2 separate regions of the Homo sapiens genome follow, and region 2 is linked to region 1. The links are chromatin loops, found by intact Hi-C in ENCODE. Cell type or tissue: GM12878. All regions are shown on one strand. Each heading gives the region's core, and the rest is flanking DNA. Links, peaks and the distances in the headings are about the cores only. Region 1 has its middle 46 kb from the start of JAK2. Region 2 overlaps RCL1 (RNA terminal phosphate cyclase like 1).

Region 1 (2,811 bases), core at 153-2,652:
GTTTAATGAAGCATATTTTCATTTAAAGCATACCTGTACTTAATGGAAATTTTTGAGATCCATCATTTCTAAAGATGAAGAGAAGAGGCTGTGTAGCCACCAAATGCTTGCTGGCCCTCTAACGCCTAAAGTGCTACATTTATTTATTATAAGAATATAGAGATAATAAGACTGTTTATGAATTACAAATCAATAATGAAATAACTCTTGGGCTAAGGACAAAATCAAATGGAAATTATAAATCACATAAATATGAATGGGCACAGAAGCATTACTCTACAAAATCTGTGGGGTATGGTCAACATGTTGTTCAGAGGGAAATCTATAGCTTTCAATGTCCATATCAGAAAAGAAGAGACATGGAGAATAAATTAACCAAACTTTCAAATCAAAATTTAACTTCCTAATTCAACCATCAAACAAACAAACAAACAAACAAACAAACAAATAAAACACAAAGTAAAGAGAATGGAAAAAAATGTAATGGCAGGAAATAATGTGATAGAAAAGGATAATAGAGGCTGCTGAACTTGAGGAAATCCTCCTTTTACACAACAAGGATGTCAGCTGCCCAGACTCTGACTTGGAGACTCACCTCCCAGCCCAAGGAATATGCGTTATGAGAGTAAGAAATACATGATTACACCTCTGCATGGATGACTGCAAAGGGGACAATAATAACTAACAATAAGACCCATGTGTCAAGCATTATGCCAGGCAGCTTATATAAATTATATGGTTTAGTTGTATTTCTTCCTCATTTTCTGATAAGAATATTGAAACACAGGATGGCCTAGTAATTTCCTCAATACTGAGGGACAGTAATTAATGTAGCTGGAACTTGAACTTCAGAAGGGTTATTAAGTGGGGTTTAATTTACCACATGTTGTTAAAGATGCCATTGGCTTTAGAAACATCTTGTTTTGAAAATTCGTATCTGTTTGGGAAGATCATGATACTATCAGTCGGTCATGCTTTAGAGTGAAATGGTTCAAACAGATTGCTTTCCTTTCAACAGCTAGCTGAGGTTAGCTGTGTTAAGAGAATGGGAGTTTTGAAGTGGTTAAAGAGAAAGAAGTAATGCAGGAGTGGCACTGCTTAGAGGCTAACACCCCCATCGGAATACTGGGCAGCTGGTAAGCAAAAGTACAGAAAGGGAAGTGAGAAGATGCCAAAGATAAACTCTATTTCAAAATTCTGACTATGGTCAGCCCCACCCTCAAGAAGAGAGGGACAGGTTCTTCCTCTTTTTCTGTCCTGTACAAAGCAATCTCCTATTCCCAGGACCAGGAAGTTCAGGTCCAAGGGCCACTCTAAGGAAAATAGAGTTGGAAGGGACTTTAGGGGTCCTATCCAGTCTACTCACCACAAGGCCTCCCACACCCTCCTGCATGAATCCTCCAAACTCCTCCTGACCATCTTTGCATCTTTGTTGCTCCTTTGTTGTCTATTTGGGGCTCGAGTTAGTTGTTAGAAATTCCTTTCTATCAGCCAACAATCTTATCTCCCTTCAACTTCCCCTCATTTGTCTTATATCTGCCCCTGGAATTGCCCAGTCTGTGTGGTATTTGTTCCAATGGAATTTGATCTGTCATATACTGTTGCTTTTGGCTGATTTGCTAAATTGACTGGATCTCTCTCTAAACTCAATGATTTGGATCAAGGTAAATGCTGGTAAAATGTGCCAGCAATTTCTTTTTCAGAAAGATCTTGCTATTGCTCTGTTACTTTTGTTTGTTTGTTTTTTTTTAAAGAATGTTCCCAATAGATTCATTTTGAGGGAATAGATTCACCTATGAATCCATGGAGTGACCCACACAAAACACCTACATAAAAAAGAAACAAAAAGAGTATGTTTTCTTACTGACAAACACTACTTGAAAGCTCTTCAAGTCCTTCGTGGTATAATAAAGTAAATAGATATTGAGAAGAAGAGATCATCTAGTTAACAAACATGGAAAAATGTTCCACCTCACTTTTAATTTTAAAAGTGATAAGATACCCCTTCCATTCATTTGGCTACAAAGCATAGCAACATTTATAATAATATTTAATGTTTGTTAGTACTATAGTACATTACCAGTAGAATTAGAAACGTCTTTTAGAAATTGATTTAGCTATATGTATTGAGATCTTTTAGTTTTATTTATTTAGTAATTTTTAGAGGCAGGGTCTTGCTATGTCGCCCAAGCTGTTCTTGAACTCCTGAGCTCAAGGGATCCTTTTGCTTCAGTCTCCCAAGTAAGTAGAATGACAGGTGCAAGCCACTGCACCTGGCTATCAGGAGATTTTAAAATATTCTCATCCTTTCACCTAGTAGAATCTCCTGGGTATTTGTACTAAGGAAATAATCCAGAGATTAAAAAAATATGCCTACGGTTTGCACTTCTCACAGGAAAATTATTCATAATAGTGAAAAATTAGTCACAGCCTAAAATCTAACAACAGGAAATAGTTTAACTAGATTATGGTGCATCCACTCAATGGAAGATTATACAGCCATTTCAAATAACGATTATGAAAAAAACATTATATGTAATCTATATTGTCCTAGTGGAAATATCTTAGGTAAGTCAATGGTAGCGAATCAGAAAAATATTGAGACTCAGTAGTTTTTAGCCACATGAAAAATTCTTGCAGTATATAAAAAACAATGTATACAAAGAAATGCACCAAAATTATTATTATGACAGAAAAAGGGTGGGAGAAGTGTTTTTATATTTAATCAAGAGCTGTACTGTATAACTGAATTGTTTGCCAGCGGAGCAGAAGGCAGATGGCTTGGTTAAACTCACACATTCTTGCCCACTC
Region 2 (2,811 bases), core at 272-2,771, 120 kb before region 1:
GATTATAAATCATGCTGCTACAAAGACACACGCACACGTATGTTTATTGCGGCACTATTCACAATAGGAAAGACTTGGAACCAACCCAAATGTCCATCAGTGATAGACCGGATTAAGAAAATGTGGCACATATACACCATGGAATACTGTGCAGCCATAAAAAATGATGAGTTCAGGTCCTTTGTAGGGACATGGATAAAACTGGAAACCATCATTCTGAGCAAACTGTCGCAAGGACAGAAAACCAAACACTGCATGTTCTCACTCATAGGTGGGAATTGAACAATGAGAACACTTGGACACAGAGTGGGGAACTTCACACACCGGGGCCTGTCATGGGGTGGGGGGAATGACGAGTTAATGGGTGCAGCACACCAGCATGGCACACTTATACATATATAACCAGCACGTTGTGCACATGTACCCTAGAACTTAAAGTATAATTTAAAAAAATACAATAAAATAAAATTTCCCCCATTCAGTATGTTAGCTGTGAGTTTGTCATATACAGCCTTTATTGTGTTGAGGTGTGTTCTTTCTATACCTAACGTAAGAGTTTTTATCATGAGGGGGTTTTGAAATTTAAAAAAATTTTTTTTAGAGATAGGGTCTGACTTTGTTGCCCACGCTGAAGTGCAGTGATACAAGCATAGTTTACTGCAACCTTGAACTCCTGGGCTCAAGCAATCTTTCCGGCCTGGTCTCCCTACAGGTGTTTGCCACCATGCCCGGCTTTTGTATTTTTTGTAGAGATGGCGGTCTCGCTTTGTTGCCCAGGCTGGTCGCCAACTCCTGGGCATGATCATCCTCCTGCCTTGGCTTCCCAAAGTGTTGGGATTCTAGGCATGAGCCACAGTACTTAGCCTCCTGTCCTTATAAAAATTGTTTTCTGGTTGATTCGTGTCTCCTTTTTTTCTTCCCGTCTTATTGTTTGTCATTGCAGTTTGATGGTTTTCTATAGTGATAAGGTTTGATTTTTTTCTCTTTGTCCTTTGTGTATTTGTTCTACCAGTGAGTTTTATACTTTCATGTTTTTTCATGGTAGTGATTATCATTTTTTCATTTCTAGATGTAGGACCTTCTTGAGCATTTCTTGTAAGGCCTGGCTAATAGTAATGAATTTCCTCAGTTTTTGCTTGTCTGGGAAAGACTTCATTTCTGAAGGATAGCTTTTTTGGGTATAGTGTTTTTGGTTGACGTTTTTTTTTTCTTTCAGCATTTTGAATATATCATCTTATTCTCTCATGGTCTATAAGGTTTCTCTGGAGAAATCTGTTTTTAGTGTAATGGGGATTTCCTTGTATTAACTTGATGCCTTTTTCTCTTGCTGTTTTTAGAATTCTCTTTTTATCTTTCACTTTTGACAGTTTAACTATTAATATGCCTTGGGAAGACCCTTTTGGGTTGAATCTATTTTGGAACCTTTGAGCTTCCTAGATCTGTATGTTCATACCTCTTATCAGCCTTGGGAGCTTTTCACCTATTTCATTTGGCAGGCTTTCTGTGCTTCCTTTTTTCTCCTCCTGGAACTTTCATAACATGAACATTTGTTTGCTTAATGATTTCCTGTAAGTCTTGTAGGTGTTCTCATTTCATTTTCATTCTCATTTCTTATTTCTTTGAGTAGGTAATTTTGAAAGACTTATCTTCAAGTTCAGAGATTTGTGTCTTATGCTTGATCATGTCTGCTATTTTAGTTCTATTATATTTATTTCATTCATTGAAGTCTTAAGCTGCAGTATTTTTCTTTTCTTTTTTTTTTTTGCAACTGCAAATTTTAAAATTTATCCAGGAAGCATCAGATCTGGCCCAGTGGGGTGGGGTAGGGGTAGGTGGAGTGGCTCCATCTTCATTTGGCACCATGCTGAAAGGTACAGTAGCCGCTTAAAGCTCGGCTTGAGGATGTTGGGCCACTGGTCTAGGGTGTATCCTCACGGGAAAAGGGGAGTTTTTGCTGCTTGCTCCTGGAGCAAGACACACTCCAGCCATAGTTCTAATTCCAGGATAGTGTAGCGCAGGCCACAGGGAGCTGGGCACGGTGTTGACTCCTTCTCTGTGGGGAGCACAGCTACGTATGTATACTCCAGGCAGCTTAGGCCTATGAGGACTGCAGGGTTCCTCAGTGGTGAGGTCTGTAAGTGTCTAAGGTATTGATAGGGATCGCTAGGATCCTCTTCCTTACCTCCTTGCAGCAGGGAGAAGTCCTTTTGGTTCCCAGCTGATCCTGATTGGGGATTGGGGTGATAGAAGCTTGGCATTTCCTTCTGCTCTCTCTGTGGTCATCTCGAGTTTCTTTTATAAACTCTTCTGATGCACTCTGGCACCCTTCCTCAGTTATTTGTGTTAAAGTCTAGTTGTTTAATTGTTGTTTTGGCCGTCTTTGTGAAGGATTTCTAGCTGGCCATCTTGATCTGAGCACCTTTTCTTTGATGTATTGGTCAGTTGGATATCCTCTTTTATGAAGTCTCCATTCAGATATTTTGCTCATTTTTCTGTCTTTTTCTTATTTAATTGTTGATTCATTGGTATATTCTGGATATGTTAAAGGATTGCACATATGTTATTCCACTCTGACTTGTCTTTTGACACTTTCAGTGTAGTCTTTTGATAAACAATACTTCATAGTTTTAATATCCAATTTATAAATCTTGCCTATCCTTTTACCATGAAGATACATTCTCTGTGAACTTTAAAGTCTTCTGTTTTAAAATATAAACTCTGTGTTACATTTAGCAAACTCATTTGCCATTCTTTTTAAAATAGAATTTGACTGAGAAATAGATACCAAATTTTATCAGGTGGTTTTTCTGG

Evidence for each region. Peaks named below come from ENCODE experiments on the same cell type or tissue, not always from the same donor. Only the 100,000 strongest peaks of a DNase experiment are listed, where the experiment ranks them.
Region 2: a loop joins it to region 1, with 2.4 times the contacts of the local background. A loop is called at or near these places in 2 of 110 quality-filtered maps.

What each region holds. Positions count from the first base shown.
Region 1 is chr9:4,938,110-4,940,920 of GRCh38, forward strand. No RefSeq gene overlaps it. Among named protein-coding and RNA genes, the nearest start is that of JAK2, 46 kb to the right of the region's middle. In GM12878, for the core only: no CTCF peak of the experiment used is centred there; a DNase peak (open chromatin) is centred at 1,092; H3K4me3 peaks cover 330 bases; H3K27ac peaks cover 1,504 bases.
Region 2 is chr9:4,813,702-4,816,512 of GRCh38, forward strand. All of the region lies in intron 1 of RCL1 (RNA terminal phosphate cyclase like 1), which reads left to right. Among named protein-coding and RNA genes, the nearest start is that of RCL1, 22 kb to the left of the region's middle. RefSeq lists an enhancer at 1,880-2,029. In GM12878, for the core only: no CTCF peak of the experiment used is centred there; a DNase peak (open chromatin) is centred at 1,490; H3K4me3 peaks cover 1,841 bases; H3K27ac peaks cover 2,403 bases.